Regions from separate parts of the Mus musculus genome. Here region 2 is linked to region 1. Evidence: chromatin loops called from intact Hi-C (ENCODE). Cell type or tissue: heart. All regions are shown on one strand. Links, peaks and the distances in the headings refer to the core of each region. The heading gives the core; the rest is flanking DNA.

The links. A loop is a pair of places that touch in the nucleus more often than their neighbours do. Peaks named below come from ENCODE experiments on the same cell type or tissue, not always from the same donor. Only the 100,000 strongest peaks of a DNase experiment are listed, where the experiment ranks them.
Region 2: it touches region 1 in a loop (2.2-fold over the local background); 5 of 42 quality-filtered maps call a loop at or near these places.

Annotation. Positions count from the first base shown.
Region 1 is chrX:101,126,718-101,135,052 of GRCm38, forward strand. It overlaps a transcript of Snx12 not described here. Among named protein-coding and RNA genes, the nearest start is that of Gm24061, 11 kb to the right of the region's middle. In heart, for the core only: CTCF peaks have their summits at 4,468 (motif pointing right) and 5,681 (motif pointing right); no DNase peak of the experiment used is centred there.
Region 2 is chrX:101,218,461-101,226,795 of GRCm38, forward strand. It overlaps Snx12 (sorting nexin 12), which reads right to left and starts at 4,103. Exons shown (of 5, transcript NM_018875.2): 1 at 3,802-4,103. The coding sequence starts at 3,966. In heart, for the core only: no CTCF peak of the experiment used is centred there; a DNase peak (open chromatin) is centred at 4,171; H3K4me3 peaks cover 1,952 bases; H3K27ac peaks cover 1,641 bases.

The sequences.
Region 1 (8,335 bases), core at 232-8,231:
ACCCACTTTTCACCAGCTGCAGCCAGTGAGAGGCAGAGCCAGCTCACCCACTCTCATGACCCTGTGGCCAACTCTCCGGACTTCCGGAATCGGGAGGGGCCACCTTTAATATTCTGTCTGTGTACTCTAGCACTCCTCCTGGTCACATGCAGTTAGGAGGCAAGATGGAAGTGTTAATAGCGCCATTACCTTTACCACAGACACAGCAATCACTGTATTTTTCTGTTTATTTTATTACCATGACTATGGATCCCACGTTATCTCTGCTTCACGCTAGTGATATGATGGTCTTACATGCCTGAATGGGAAAAAAGCTATGCTTGTGAAAGCAGGCAGTTTTACATTAGGGATCTCAGAAACAAACAACACCATTCTTGTCCTTGGCCAAAAGCCAAACATATCTTGGGTTCTGTACTGGCCACAGGCCAGAAATACCAGAAGTGTTTGGGGACTCTAGTTTGTGGTCTAGCCTCTTGTTATCTTTCTTTTCCTTTTACACAGCTGTCCAGAAGCTGTGTGAGTGTGACCACAACTCCAGTGGAAACACGAATCCCCTTGAAGAACTTTGGAACTGGATATCTAGGTTTTCATAGTGGAAAGGGGATAGATAGATAGATAGATAGATAGATAGATAAATAGATGATAGATGTTGTCTGGTTGATTATGCTATTAATCTTTGAACCTTATGTACTCAATTGCTGTCTTAATTTTATCTCTTTTAATCTGATGGTCCTGCTGCAATGTAATTCCTTGATCACCCTCTAATGCTTAAAAGTCAGCAAAAGTAAAGACCCTAAACCAGTGGTTCTCAACCAATGGGGGGCAACCTCTTTGGAGTAGGACTCTTTTTTTTCCCCATTTTTTGGTTGTTTGGTTGGTTGGGTGGGTGGGTGGGTGGGTGGTTGGGTTTTTTTATTTTTTTATTTTTTAGAGACAGGGTTTCTCTGTATAGCCCTAGCTGTCCTGGAACTCACTCTGTAGACCAGGATGGCCTTGAACTCAGAAATCCACCTGTCTCTGCCTCCCAAGTGCTGGGATTAAAGGTGTACACCATCACTGCTCAGCTATAGTAGGCCTCTTTCATAGGGGTCAAATGGCCTTTTCACGGGGTTCACCTAAGACCTCCAGAAAACACAGATTTTTTTTATATTCATAGTGTTATATTCATAACACTAGAAAAAGCATAGCTATAAAGTAGCAAGAAAAATCACTTTATGATTGGAGAGTGAGCAAAATATTAAAGGTTAGCAGTATTAGAAAAGTTGAGAACCACAGCTCCTAAGCCCTTCCGTCTCCCAATTTCCGCCCATCTCTGAAGTGGTTTGGTGGGGAAGAGTATTTTAGGAATTAGCAGATTAGCAGACTTAGAAGCCATTGAAGATAGACCATGCTCTCATGCTGCTCTAGAACCCACCTCTCATTTCCTTGGTAACAACAGAGAGGGAAGACTCACAATTGTCCCTTCTTAGGATTTAAAATACCATACAAAAAGATAAAGGTGTTGGAGCTTTGTTGAGGCCCATTAAGGGAAAAGCTACTTCCTTCTATTAAAAAAAAATGGATTCTGAGTTGTCTCTGCTCCAAAGACTAGAACATACTATTCCATTGCCTCCTCCCTTAAAGGTTACTCTGGAGAGTTCTGTCAATCACCTAGCCAACAGGAGAACTCATTCACCTGGAGACAAGCTCCGGAAACGGGAGGAATAATTAACCTCCGCAATGATAGTTCCCAGAAGCCCCTCCTTTGATGCTTACAGAGCTTCTGTCATGCAGCATTGCTAAACCACACTGCCTTTCTGAGCTCTAACTAAAAGGAAGCACAACTTTTCATTTTCATTCTTTCTCTCTCTCTTCTGGGTACTGGCCAAAAGCCTAAGAATGCTCTAACATGCTGGATTTCCTGGACCGGAACTCAAAAGATAAAACACTCAGCTTTTTGAAACTCCCTCTACCTGGAAGCTGCCAAGATTTACAGGTTGCCTGATCTGTTGTTTTGCTTTCAAATGTTAGTAAAATGGCCCTTGAGCTTCCTTTTGAGTCCATTTGAAATTATTTAAACAAGATTAAAAACCCACAAAAGGAAACCACAGAACCAGCATGATGGCTCAGTGAGTAAGCGAGCTTGCCACTCATAGAAAGAACTCATATAAAGGTGAGAGTAGAAAACCAACCCCACAAAGTTGTCATCACCTCCATATATGTGACATGCCATGCAGGCAATCACATGCATCAAGCACACAGATGATGATGATAATGATACGAAAGGAAATCCCAGAAGATAGAAGTATTAAGAAACGCCATCTTTAATGCCTGTCCCAGCAATGGAAATCACGAATTCACAGCAGTTATACCTACTACTGGCTCTGGGTCCACACAAGTTGAGCCTTCCTAACAGCCAGCTATGGAAGGGGAAGAGACTCATAAGTCCCTATTTCCTACAGCAGATCTCTTAGCAACTAACAGATTCTGGGAGGGGGGCATAGAATCCAGTACTATATACAGTGGTAAGCCCATCATACTCTGATGGTTAGTTCCAAAGCCTGGGTCACACAAACAGCCCAGTTAAACTCTGTGGGACACAAAACAAAAACTAGGAAATATGGGAAAGAGATTTGTAAGGAAAGAAGAGATGGCAGAGATGGGAAGAAGGCGGGAACAAGTGACTAGAATGCAATATATATATATACATATATATATGGGAAATTATCAAAGAACAAAACTTATTAATAAAAACTAATTTAAAATGGGAACTGAAAATTTCTTGGTGACAGTACTACAACTTGAACCTCGAATTTAAAATCCAACCAAATTATAAATCAAGTTGAGTATGAAAGATTATTTTCTAAAACTTAAAGATACAAGGAACATCTATTCTTTCCGAGTATGTAACTTAAAGATGTACTCTTACAAAACCAGGGTAAATACCAGAAAGGAAAATATCCAGGGAATTAAAAAATGCAGACTTAACTCATATTTCCAGTGAGAAAAACAAAATTTCATGGTGACAGCTGTGAGGCGGGCTTGGAAAGCAACCAGAAAGAATGCAGCCTAAGAATTAAATACATTGGAGTCAGGAATGGCGGGCGGTTCAGGCTCACAAGCACAGCCCTCAGGAGACGGAGGGAAGAAGACTGCCTTGGCTACATAGTGAGTTTCTGGCCAGCCCACAGTCCAGTGAAACCCCCTCTCAAAAACAGATGAAGAAAAAGGAGTGAAATACATATCAACCAATGGATATGCTGAGGAGAACATGAGAAACATATACAAGGCCTAAGACTGAGCTCTTAGAGCAGCAAAAAAAGAGCACGCACACACACACACACACACACACACACACATCTCCAGAAAACATTGATGATTCATCTACAAAAGGCAATCCAAAGCTTCGGTTAAAAAGAAGCAAACAAGCAGAAAGAAGCCTTTAATCCCAGCACCTGAGAGGCAGAGACAGGTGGATGTCTCCAAGTTTGATGCCAGCCTGGTCTACAGACTGAGTTCCAAGACAGCCATGGCTACACAGAGAAACACTGTCTCGAAAAACGAACAACAACAACAACAAAAAAACCCAACCCCCACCCCCCCAAAAAAACCCAAAGCAGACAAACAATATCTCCCTTTCCTCCAGATTAGTTTTTGCAGTAGATGGTGCTTAAGACAGGTCCACAATTGGTCATGCTGCAGAGAACTAGAGGCTGCAAAGTGCTCAGTCCTAATGAGAGACAGTGCCATCACACCTATACCACCACCACCAAAGTTCAGGGATCAAAGCAGAAGCCGGAGCAAGGTGGTGGCTGCACACGCCTTCATTCCTAGCACTCAGGAGGCAGAGGCAGGAGGATCTCAATGGGTTCAAGGCCAGCCTGGTCTACAGAGCCAGTTCAGGGGACGACCAGTACTGTTCCAAGAAACCTTGTCTTGAAAAACAAACAAACATACAAAACAGAAGGCAGGTCAGAAAGACTGTAAGAGTTAGAGACATGCCATGAAATAGTGTTTTCTGGACATAGCAGGCTGGTTGCATACATGCAACTCACTGTGGCTATGACAGCAAGCCAATCAAAATTCCAGCATGGCTAGACAGGGGATTTATAAGGCCTCACCCCTAGCTGAGGAGCTATTGGTAGCTGATGGCTGCTGGGGTAGGGAGAATCAAGTTTTTTTCAAGGATATGGTTTCAGATCATATGAACGGTATATGGGCTCAGGACCTGGTAGAGAGGAGCTGGGAGAACTGGAGGGTGGATTTGGTCACAACAGACGGTAGACATGTATGAAATTCTCAAATAACAAAATGAAGATGAAATGAACGTGAGAGCAAGAGGGAGACTGGTTGCAAGAATAATTCCTGAAACATCAGAAAATAAAAACTATACAGACGTGTCTAAAATATAAAGTGAAATTTCTTCTTTTTCAGTGATATTTTGCCTGCATGTATGAGGGTGTGCTACGTACTTGCAGTACTCACAATGACCAGGAGAGGGCCGTCTGGTTCCCTAGAACTGAGTTACATAGAAATGGGTTACACAGCCATCTCTTCAGAAATGAGCCTGGTTTCCAGCTCCTACTTTTTTGTCGGGGGAGCAAGAGGCTGGAACTTGCTACTGAACGAGAATAGATTTGAACTCACAAAGATCCACCTGCCTCTGCCTCCTGACTACTGGAATTAAAGTCCCACCAGGTCCGGTTCTACTTTATTTTTTTTTTAAGATGGGTTCTTGCTATGCAGCCCAGACTGGCCTAGAACTTGCTATGTAGCTGAGAATGACCTTTAACTTCTGACCCTCCAGCTTCCCACTACTAAGTGTTGAGATTGCAATTATGTGCTATAATGTGCAGGGGTTTGGTTTGGGGGAGAAGTTTTGTTTTTAGTTTTTTTTTTTTTTTGGTTTTTTGTTTTGTTTTGTTTTTTGATATCATGTAGCCTAGGATCGCCTTAAACTCACGGTGTAACTGAAGATAACAAACTTCTGATCCTCCTGCCTCTAACTCACAACTGCTAGGATTATAAGCATGAGCTACTACACATGGCTTTAAATGTGTGCAAAACTTATAATAGTTCAATTAAAATTAATTGATAGGAAGGTTCTGGACAGGTTGTGGTGGTGGCATAATTTTAAAAAAATATTCTCACTCCTGAGTAGCTTAATAAAAACAGAAAACAAGTTAGGCACAGTGGTGCACACCTGTAACCGCAGCACTCCAGAGACAGAGACAGAAGCATCAGGAGTTTGAGGCTAGCCTGGGTTCCATAAAGAGAACCCTATCTGAAACATGTAAGAACCAAAACCTTAAGTCTGCTAGAGAAAACCCCCAAGCCCATGGACAATAAGTGTCACAAAGCTAGGCAAGAAGATTCTTAAATCCAAATATGTGGACGGGTGCAGACTACCAACAGCTGTAAAGCAGTTGTGAAATGAGCCCTGTGTGAAAGGAAGCAATGAGCAGGTGACAAAGCAAAGTGGCTGGTACGGAGGGGTGAGACCTAAGTGTCCCCCAAAACTCCGTGTCCGCAGCAGTGTGGGCCCCACAAGCTCTCCACACTAATCAGCCAGAAGCAAAAGACACTGCCAGAAACAGAATCCAGATTCAGCAATACAGTAAAAAGCAAAAAGGACCATGGGACAGGAGAGCTAGATCCAGGTCTCTGAGAAAGGAAGTCACATTTTGGGGAATTACACAAAAGCAACAGAAGAGGGAGCTAGAAGCCACGAAAATGGAAAACCTACTGGGATCCTAGCCTCCACCCTTCTAACCGTTTTTTTTTGTTTTTTGTTTTCTTTTCTTTTCTTTTTCAAAAAAAGATGCAATGGCAGGAGCCTCTAATTCTGGCACTCAGCAGACCGAGGCAAGCCTGGGCTGCATAAGAAAATCCTGTCTCAAAAGATCAAAATACATAAGCATAAATTCATAAAGTCACGTGCAAATGAGCAATAGCTTTTACTAGAAGCCAGTGAGGACGATTCGCAATGACAATTGACAGCAAAGCGGAAGCACATGCTTATGAGCCATGAACATTATAGCCTGCCATCTCAACGCAAGTTCAAAGTAGACAAAGAAAAGGAGAGAAGATGCAGAAGAAGTCAGGGTCTGAACAACTAAAGCACAGGGTAATGAGGTCCAGGAAAGAATCGAAAATAAGAGAGACTAGAACTAAGCAGTACCCCGGAGCTCTTGTCTCTAGCTGCATATGTATCAAAAGATGGCCTAGTCGGCCATCACTGCAAAGAGAGGCCCATTGGACTTGCAAACTTTATATGCCCCAGTACAGGGGAACGCCAGGGCCAAAAAGGGGGAGTGGGTGGGTAGGGGAGTGGGGGGGGGGTATGGGGGACTTTTGGTATAGCATTGGAAATGCAAATGAGCTAAATACCTAATAAAAAATGGAAAAAAAAAAAGAAATGAGTTCTAAGGCAGAAAGAGCAAATGAACTCAAGATATAAAAGAGAAGATAAGGGGGCTGGTGAGATGGCTCAGTGGGTAAGAGCACCCGACTGCTCTTCCAAAGGTCCAAAGTTCAAATCCCAGCAACCACATGGTGGCTCACAACCACCCGTAATGAGATCTGATGCTCTCTTCTGGTGTATCTGAAGACAACTACAGTGTACTTTCATATAATAAATAAATAAATCTTTAAAAAAAAAAAAAAAAAAAAAGAGAAGATAAGAAGAGGGGACCTGCATAGAACCAAAACGAGAAGAATGAAGTGATAAAAAGGAAAGCAAGCAAAGAATATCTCAGCACTTGAAAAACTGAGACCATGTCTCAAGTCCTACTCCCCACCCCCCGAAAGAGAAAAAAGAAAAATACAGAGAGAAGAAAATAAAAACAAGAAAATAAAACAAAATAAACCATGTATAGAATAACAAATACCATGTTTTGTTTGTGGATCCTACAACCCTTTATGGAGAATACACATGCATATTTATATATATATATTTCTCTGTGTTTGTGTTATGTGTGTGTATGTGTGTCTTTGTGTCTGTGTGTATATGTATAGTCCTTGCACAAGAGCAGGATAGAGACTAGAGGAACAGAGAAAATCAGTGGGAAGGGGAAAAGCAGGGAGTCTAAGAGGAGGAAGCAAAAGCTAGTAAAACACCCATAAAGGTGAGAACAGAGATGGGGTGGTGGCTCATGCTTGCAATTCCAGCACTTGGGAGGCTGAGGCTGAAGGTTCAACACACGTTTGAGGCCAGCCTGGATGATATGGTGAGTTTCAGGACAATCTGAGCAATAAAATAATCATGACTCAAACAAATAAAATTAAAAGGTTAAAAAGGCTACAAGAAAGCTTCCCTGAGGGCTGGTGAGATGGCCCAGCAGTTAAGAGCACTGACTGCTCTTCCGGAGGTCATGAGTTCAAATCCCAGCAACTACAAGGTGGCTCACATAGATCTGTAATCTATGGGCCAGAGCAAAAGGCAAAAGGGAAAAGGGAAGGGGGGGGTTGGAGAGAAAGCTTTTCTGAAATAACTTGGAACAACAACTTAAAACAACATATTTTAAAAGCAGCTATAAAGAAATGACCAATACTGATATAAAGCAAAAGTATTCCACTTCGTTTTTATTTTATTGTATTTTTTTTTGGTTTTTGAGACAGGGTTTCTCTGTGTAGTCCTGGCTGTCCTGGAACTCGGTCTGTAACCCAGGCAGGCCTAGAACTCATAGAGACTCCCCTGCCCCTGCCTAAAGTATTAGATTTTTAGTACGAGATTTCCTACTGGTGGAGGGGAACACATGAAAGACAAACATCCAGTTACCAGATGTGTTGACAATGATATTTTATACTGGAAGAAACACTCTGGCTACAAATAAAAATTATTACTTTTTAAAAACCTCTGTGTCGGGCTGGAGAGGTGGCTCAGCGGTTAAGAGAGCTGACTGCTCTTCTGAAGGTCCTGAGTTCAAATCCCACAACCACATGGTCCTGAGTTCAAATCCCAGCAAAACAGCATTTTCATGAGATATAGGGAAAAAAAACAACATAACCCAAGCAGTCAAATTTCTGACTTGGATTCTCAGGATCTGTTGGTAGTTAATGGTTGCTTCTGTGATGTCATTCATAATAAAGTAAATAACCACACCCATGCTAACACAAGCAACCCCAATTAACCTCAGTGGGTCACAAACACTAAACAAAAGTCATGAACATAGAGGGGAACTCAACGGTTAGAAGAAAGGGTTCAGTGGGAAGGGGTGGGAGGGATAACGGGGGATGAAAATGACCCAATACATTACATACATGCTTGAAATTATCAAAGAATACAGAAAATGACTGACTGTGGTTGTTGGGATTTGAACTCAGGACCTTCAGAAAAGCAGTCAGCTCTCTTAAC
Region 2 (8,335 bases), core at 288-8,287, 92 kb after region 1:
ATCTAGGCTATATTTCTTCCCAGCCAATTCAGAGCAATGTGTAAGTAAGTAAGTAAGTAAGAAAGAAAGAAAGAAAGAAAGAAAGAAAGAAAGAAAGAAAGAACTACCTCTTTCTTCTCTACACAATTGCCTCTTGGCAAGAAAGGAGTATCTTGGAGTGCTGGTAGAGCCTCACATGATCCTTACTATATCAACTCTTACAGTCCCCAAGTCTTGAAATTGAAATCTCCTCCTCAGCCAAATAACAGATGATTGTCATTAGCTCCAACTTTACCCAAAATCTTCAAGGTCCAAGAAATATCAATGGTTGAAAATAGTCTGATATAAATAACAATTTGTCATTTAAACAATTCTTAAAATGGAGAGGGAGAATCAGGCTTTCTTTAGGATGTGGCCCACTGTATGTCCACAATGCTGCAGTGGATGGTCCCATACCTGAAGTATATGAGCAAAACAAATTGGACTGGATGATTTTGCTTTGTTTTTAAAGAAGACTCAAAGTTGAAGAGCTAGGGAGGTAGAGATGGATCAGAAAGGAATTAGGGGGGAATGTAGGTATGAATATGGTCATGATACATGGTATGAAATTCTCAAAGAACAAAAGCATTTTTTAAAAGGAATAAACAAGTGACCAAACATGATGACTAAGACCTGTAATGCCAGTACTTGAGAAGTAGAAATCAGAGGATCAGTAACTGAAAGTCACTCTCAGTTACACAGTGAGTTTTAGGACAACCTAGGCTACACGAAACTTAGAAAGGAACAAAAGAAAAGAAAAAATAAGAAACTAGAGGCTGACCAGAAGAATGGGCAAGTAATGGTGACAACTAAATGTGATTCCTACTAACCCAGATGGTAGGAAAGAACCATGTCCTTCAAGTTGTCCTCTGACATGCTCTGTAAACCTTCCTCTGGACACAAAATGAATACAAATGTAATTTCAAAAACCGTGAAGGGGGGGGGGGGGGCTGGAGAGATGGCTCAGTGCTTGAGAGCACTTACAGAGGACCATGGTTCAATTCCCAGCACCCACATGGCAGCTCACCACTATCTCTAATTCCAGTTCCAGGATGTATATGATTCAAACACATGTTTGAGCAAAACACTAAATAGACATAAGACAAATAAACCTTTTTTAAGTTTTTGATTTTAAAAAGAAACTGGAAACTTTCTTGAAAGGAAAGCCTCTGGTAATGACATTTAGAGACTGTTCATACAGTATACTAACTGAATTTTATACTATGTGCATGTATTAACTGTTATTAACTGTTTAAAATTCATCCATTATAGAAAAATTTATCAGAATCCCCTAAGAGGAAAAAAAAGACATTTAGGATCATAGGATTATAGATTTGTACTAGTATTTACTAAAGATATTGTGTTCCTTAAACAGTAGAAACATAATTAGTGAAAATAAAGTGAAAGGAGAAAGAAAACACAAAATTCAAGTCCACATTGAAATGTCCATATGTACAATGACGTGAGGCCACCATTGCACCTCTCCAGACTCCTCAGGCAGGCAGGATCCATTCCTGAATAAAATTAAAGAGAATAGCTTCATCAATATTTATAAAAAGGAGCTGAAGGGGTAGGATCAATGAGGAGTATGTGTTCAGCCTGAATTAAATTTCCAGGACCAGAAAAATAAATACAAATGACAAATGATTTTAGTACCTTTCTAAACACTAGAGTTCAATAAAACAGCCAAAGCCTCCAATCAACTCAAACCCACAAAATAAAGAAGCACCAAGAACTCCAATCAACATTGTATAACTGGAACTGTGGAAGACACTGAGGAAAATGCTGAGTATACGGGTTAGTCCCAGCACTTGGAAATCAGGTGCAGGTGGATCTGAGTTCCAGGAAAGCCTAATCTACAGAGTGAGTTCCAGGACAGCCAGAGCTATACAGAGAAACCCTGTCTCAAAGCAAAACAAAGTCTCAGTGTACATTTTGCATACTAAGTTTTGCAACTAAAGTTTAACAAGGTCGTGGAAAGAGCATGGACTTTGGAGTCAGAGAGTTGGTTTCAAATCCAGAGGTCTTATACATTACATGTACTTGGGGAAATTACAGAAACTGCATGCTTTCCTGATTTCTGTTTTTTAAAAAAGGTATACAAAAAAATAAAACCTAGATGGGCAAAGTGACACATGCCTTTAATCCTAGCATGTGGGAGGCAGAGGTTGGTGGATCTCTGAGTTTGAGGCCAGCCTGATCTACAAAGCAAGTTCCAGGACAGCCAGGGCTACACAGAGAAACTTGGTATCAAAAAAAAATTTTTTTTAAAGAAACTAAAACCTAGTTTGGGCTTGGCCCATAGTAGGGACTAGTTGGATGGTCTCTGTTATCAGAATTCCTAGAGAACTATTTCCTTACTAATCCCTAAGGTTCTTATGCACCTAGACAAGGTGAACAGACCCTAAAGGCACTCTTTACACTGAACAAGTTAGACTTAGGGTCCCTTGAGTAGTCAAGCCTTCCTCCATGATCACCTCTCTTCTATCAGTTTGAAGAAGATAAATCCCATCCTTCTCCAAAGAGAACATTTCAAATAGTCTAGCCTCCATAAAAACAGTTGTGCTTCATGCTGTGATGGCTTTCTGCCCCCTCTCAATTGAGAGGGTGCCATTGCTCCATAAGATTGTCAGGCACAGGTAGAACAAACATTCTTAATTCAATTCATCTTTTTAAAAAAATGAGAACTTCATATGACTCATAGATCTTCAAAGCTATTCAAAAGAGATACTGTTCGAAAAGAATATCCTGCATCTCTAACCTGAGAAGAAAACACAAGTAAAAAAGAAAAAATGGTTCTTAAATTTTTTTAATCTGTACCATTTCAACTGGGCAAAAAAAAAAAAAATACCTGTGAACCATGTACTATATCTTGCACTGTGGACTAAGCACTGTGGAGTAAGAGAATAAAGTCCCCTGGGGTGCAGACTAGAAGAAGCCATTCCTGGAGCCCTTCTGAAATGTCATGTATTAAAGTAACTACAGATTAGGGGAAGACAAGGCAAATGCTGCCTTTCCCATAAACCCTAAGTGAACGCCAATAAAACCTGAAGTCACCATTGTGGATACTTCACATCTAAAGGCTTAGCAGAGGATGGGAGCAGCAGCTGACAATCCCCAATCCCGGTGCAGGGCCGGGTTTCACGTGAGACATGACATTGTGGTACCTAAGAAACTTAAGCATAAAACAGTTCTCTCTTGCAGATGTCAATCTTACACAAGTCAGCAAAGCATTCTGTCTGCAAATTGCTTTTCTACTGCTCCCATAAGCCCACTGTCTCCCTTTCCTTCACTCACTCTTGCCTTGAACTAAAGGTTTTGCTTAACTCCATCATCCCAGAGAGATCTTATTAGGAAGAAGCTGAGCCCTCCTGCCCTCCCCCCTTTAGAATGGCTTCCCATAACCTAGTTTAGTTATAGAACCCAGCGATACATCGCCTTGGCTTTCCATCCCCCAGCCTTCTTCCATCCTCCCCTCCCGTCCTGTCAATCATGTTCTAGTCTACTTGGATTCCTCACTAATCTTTGTCCATCGTCCACACCCTGTCCAGCCATGCCTCACTTCTTCCTTGTAAGTACTTGTTTTCCTTCATCCCCGCCCCAAGTCCCCTCTGGACTTTTCTGTACCCTCGGGCCACAGCTGAGTCTGCAGCCTCCTCTCCAAACCTTCCAAGCCCTAACCCTCACATGACCCCTCCAAGGCGGCCCGCCGTTAGTCGTCCCCATGCCCCCTCCCCTCCTGCTCCGTCCTCCCTCAGCTGTCTCCCTCACCCCGTGACTCACCCGCATGCGAACCTCATAGGTGGTGAAGCGCGCGCGGCCCACGCCCACCGTCTGTGGATTAAAGATGTCTATCTCCAGGAAGTTACTGGGCGGCCCGTAAGCGTCGGTCAGGTCTTGGGGCTTCGAGTTAAGGCGCCTAGTGTCAGCCACTGCGGTGTCCGACATCTTTCCGAAGAAGAGCCCGGTACCGGCGAAGGGGGTGGGGGACAGAGGCCTGAGGCAAGAGCGCGCACAGCCCCTCCCGCTTGCAAAATAACCAGCCAACCCCCAGACGACGGCGGCGCGCACGCGCGCACGCATGCGCGCACGCACACACCGCCCGAGCCTCGGGCCCTTCACTCTGAATAGTTGCCATGCAGACTAGGGCTGGTACTCTATAATGCAAGCGTCATTCAGACTTCCGGGTGGTACTGGTAGCAGCCCCGGAACCTGCATCTCCAATACTCACTGCCCCAGTAGTTTGAGAAGCACCACACGCATGCTCCTCCAATCTGTGTCCCTCAACCCAAGAAATTGGCTCACCCCGTGCATCAATCAAGCAGTGGGCACTGCCCCACAAGCTATTATCCTAAGGTGATAGGCCGAAACCCCAGGTCCTTAAGTCCGGATTTTCCCTGAAAATAGAATGGTTTCTGGAAGGTGGGGTTCCAACAATAATAGAAAAAACGTAGACTGCAGGCTTACTACTTGTGCCACTGATAGTTTCAATTCAAGCTACACGCAAGTGTAAGCAATACATTGTGGTGCCCGGGAATCAGTAAACACGAATTGCGTAAACAATAAAGATTTCATGTTCTCACTTTTCAGGAATAGTGGGTGTATCTTCATGCCCCACATGTTGCTACATAACAACTAATTCCAGGCATATTCATTTCTTAACAAATTTCAGGATCTTTACTTCATAACTTCTGTCTATATGCTGCAGAACCCGCACTTGGCTATGCTGTGAGCTTGTTTGCAACCTCTCATGAAAGTATGTGTCTGCATGAGAACATCTACAGAAGAACATATTTACATACGTGTAAAATGTATTTGCACATGTTATGTACATACTAAGACAAAGTCTTACATTTATCCTAACTGTCCAGGCTTCCCTTGAACTTGTGGCAGTGCTCCTGCCAAGCCCTCTGGGTTTCAGTGTCACCATGGCCAGCTAGGAATTTTTGTGGTTCTTATGTAGTTTTGAGACACTGTCTCATGAACCCCAGGCTGCTTTCAAACTTGCTTTATAGCAGAGAATGACCTTGAAATCGGACCCTTCGGCCTGTCTCTCCCAAATGCTGTTTTGTGCAGTGCTATGGATCAAATCCAGGCTCTACAAAATCAGCTATATCTGTAGTCCTTAAACATACATTTTGGGGGGGGGGAGTTCAAGACAGGGTTTCTCTGTGTAGCCCTGGCTGTCCTGGAACTCACTCTGTAGACCAGGTTGGCCTTGAACTCAGAAATCCACCTGCCTCTGCCTCCCGAGTGCTGGGATTAAAGGTGTGCGTCACCACGCCCGGCTAAACATACATTTTTTAAAACTAATTTATATATATCCCTTCATTTTGTAAATTATTTATTATCATTTTAACTTTTAAATAAGTATTTTTGATGTGTCTGCATATTTTGCCTGCGGGTGTGTCCATGCACCAAGTGCATGAAGTGCCTTAGGAGGCCAAAAGAGGATGTCAGATCCTCTGGAACTGGAGTTACAGATGGTTGTGTGAACCACTTTGGGTGCTGGGACTTGAAGCTGGGTCTTCTGCAAGACAGCCAGTGCTCCTAAGCACTGAGCCATCTCTCCAGCTCTGCATGTCCCGTATTAAGGGGTAAACAGGTGGCAATTTTAGGTCCTCTTTCCTCCTCCCATCACCTAACCTCCTCTCCTACAAAAATAACCTCATATTACTGAAGACTGGAGTCTTTCAACAAAGCACAAGGGCTTATAATAATTAATTTAATTTAATATAACTGATATCAACAAACTACTTCCATGCCAAGCACTGTGCTAAATACTAAAAGACCTAGAGTTATGAAAGTTCCTGCTGCCAATAAGCTAACTTTTTAAAATATATATATATATATATATATATATATATATATATATATAGACAGTGTTTCTCTATGCAGGCCTGGCTGTCCTGGATCTTACTCTGTAATCCAGGCTGGCCTCAAACTCAGAGCTGTACCAGCCTCTGCCTCCCAAATGCTGGGATTAAAGATGTGCACCACCACTGCCCAAGAGTTAACTTTATAAGTAAAGACAAGCAAACAAAACAAATGTGACAAATATAAACAAAGTAGCATATACACACTAGGTTACTGAGCTGGACATGATAATGCATGCCTGTGCTCCCAGCCATTGGGAGATGGATCTAAGGGCTTTGGGAGTTTAATACCACCCTGTGCTACACAGCATGTTGGAAAGCAGCCCAGGCTATAATGGGACCCTGTTTCAACAAAACAAAACAAAACAAAACGGTATATGTTTCAAAAAATTGGGGGAAGACTTCCTAGAGGTGGACATATTTAACACATGGGAAGGTATAAAGGGATGTGGGCTGGAGCTATATATAGCTCAGCAGTTAAGAGCACTGATTTTTCTTGCAGAGAACCTGGGTTTGATTCCCAAAACTCACATAGTGGTTAATAACCATCCATAACTCCAGTTCCAGGAGATGCACTGCCTTCTTCTCACCTTCTTGTGCACCAGGCACACATGTGGTACCCATCCATACTTGCAGGCAAAGCACTCATATACAAAAAAAAATTTAATCTTCTTTTAAAAACCTTTTAAAGGCATAAAGGAGAAATAGTTCTGGAAATGGGGAAAGGCAATTTCTGGCACAGGAAATAACATATTTAAACCCATTGCAGGAAGAAACTCTACAGTATTTTTAGGAAATTATCACCAATTCAGATTGTGTAATGGAAATGTTTAAGGGATGTAGGATGTCTGGGGATGGGCAGAGAAGAGAATGAGTCCTCTATATTAAGCAATGTCTCTGCTTTTATGATAGATTATAGGCAACCACCAAAGGGTCTTAAGGAAAAAAGAAGTTAGAAAGACATGATCCTATTCATCTTAGAGGGACTATTTTGCAGGTAACATGAGAAAATATATTAAAGTTGAATGTGACTAATTAGGAAGGAACCTACAATAAGAAAGTGGTGAGGGCTAGAGGCATGGCTCGGTGGTTAAGAGTGAGCAATGCCTACTCTTGCAGAGGACATGGGTTCAGTTCCCAGCATCCCCATTGGGTAGCTCACAACCTTGGGTAACTTCAGCCCCCAAAATTCTGAGGTCTTGTGGCCTCTGAGGGTACCTGCTCCTGCAAATGAGCAGCACATATATGCACACATAAATGAAAGCTAAGGGGGAAAAGGTATAGAAGAATGAAATAGGATTTGTATTAGATAGAGATCCAGTATAGGGCTTAGTTAAATGTGTGAGCCATGAATTGAAACTGACTAGATTTTAAACCCTGCTCCCTACCTCTGTAACCTTGAATAAATTGTACAAAGTTTTCCTCATCTGTAAAATGGAAATAAAACAAAGGCTGGCATTGGTGGTGCACACCTTTTAGCCCAGCACTCAGGAGGCAGAGGCAGACGGATCTCTGAGTTCAAGACCAGCCTTGTCTACAGAACAAGTTTCAGGACAGCCAGAGCTACACAGAGAAACTCTGTCTCATAAAAATAAAAATTAAAAAAAAAACCAATAAAACAAACAAAACCTAAAAGCTACCATTGCAGCTGTTGTGAAAATTAAATAAAATAAAATATTATATTGCACAAAGTGGTTGTTAGTAACTTGTTAATATTTGGAGAAGGAGGAGGGGGAATTGAAAATGACCCCTGGTTTTCTGACCAGGCCCCATCAATCAACACTGGAATTACAGAAATGAGTACATTGAGGAGGAGGGAAAATGAGTTCAGTTCAAATAAATCAAAGTTGTTTAGAAGACATGCAGGTGTCGATGTCCAGCTGGCAGCTGGAAACTCCTGGCCTGGTGCTTGAGGGCATGATGGGGGTTAGAGATAGACGAGTTCGTCGAGTATAGTGTAGAAAGAAATATGTGGAAAAGAAAGGACGGATTTAAAAGCTAGTGAGGTGATACCATTTGGATGGGAGTGTGGATCCCTATGATCTTTCTGGGGAAAAAATGGCTTTTTGTTTTGTTTTGTTTTGTTTTGTTTTTTTTAAATGACTTTAAGAAAATTTACTTAAAAAGGAGTGGTCAGTTTGGAAGGTTTTGTTTTGTTTTTTTGTTTGTTTGATTGGTTTGGTTTGGGTTTGGGCTTGTTTGATTTAGCTTGGTTTTTTGAAGACAGGTTTCTCTGTATAACCCTGGCTGTCCTGTAACTCACTGTGTAGACCAGGCTGGCCTAGAACATGGAGAATCACATGCCTCTCCCTCCTGGGTGTGGGGTCTAAAGGTCACCACCAACAGCCAGCTAAGAATAGTTTTCTGAGACAGCGTCTAATATAGCCCAAGTTAACTTCAAACTACTGATCTTCCTCTCTCTACCTCCAACATGCTGGGAT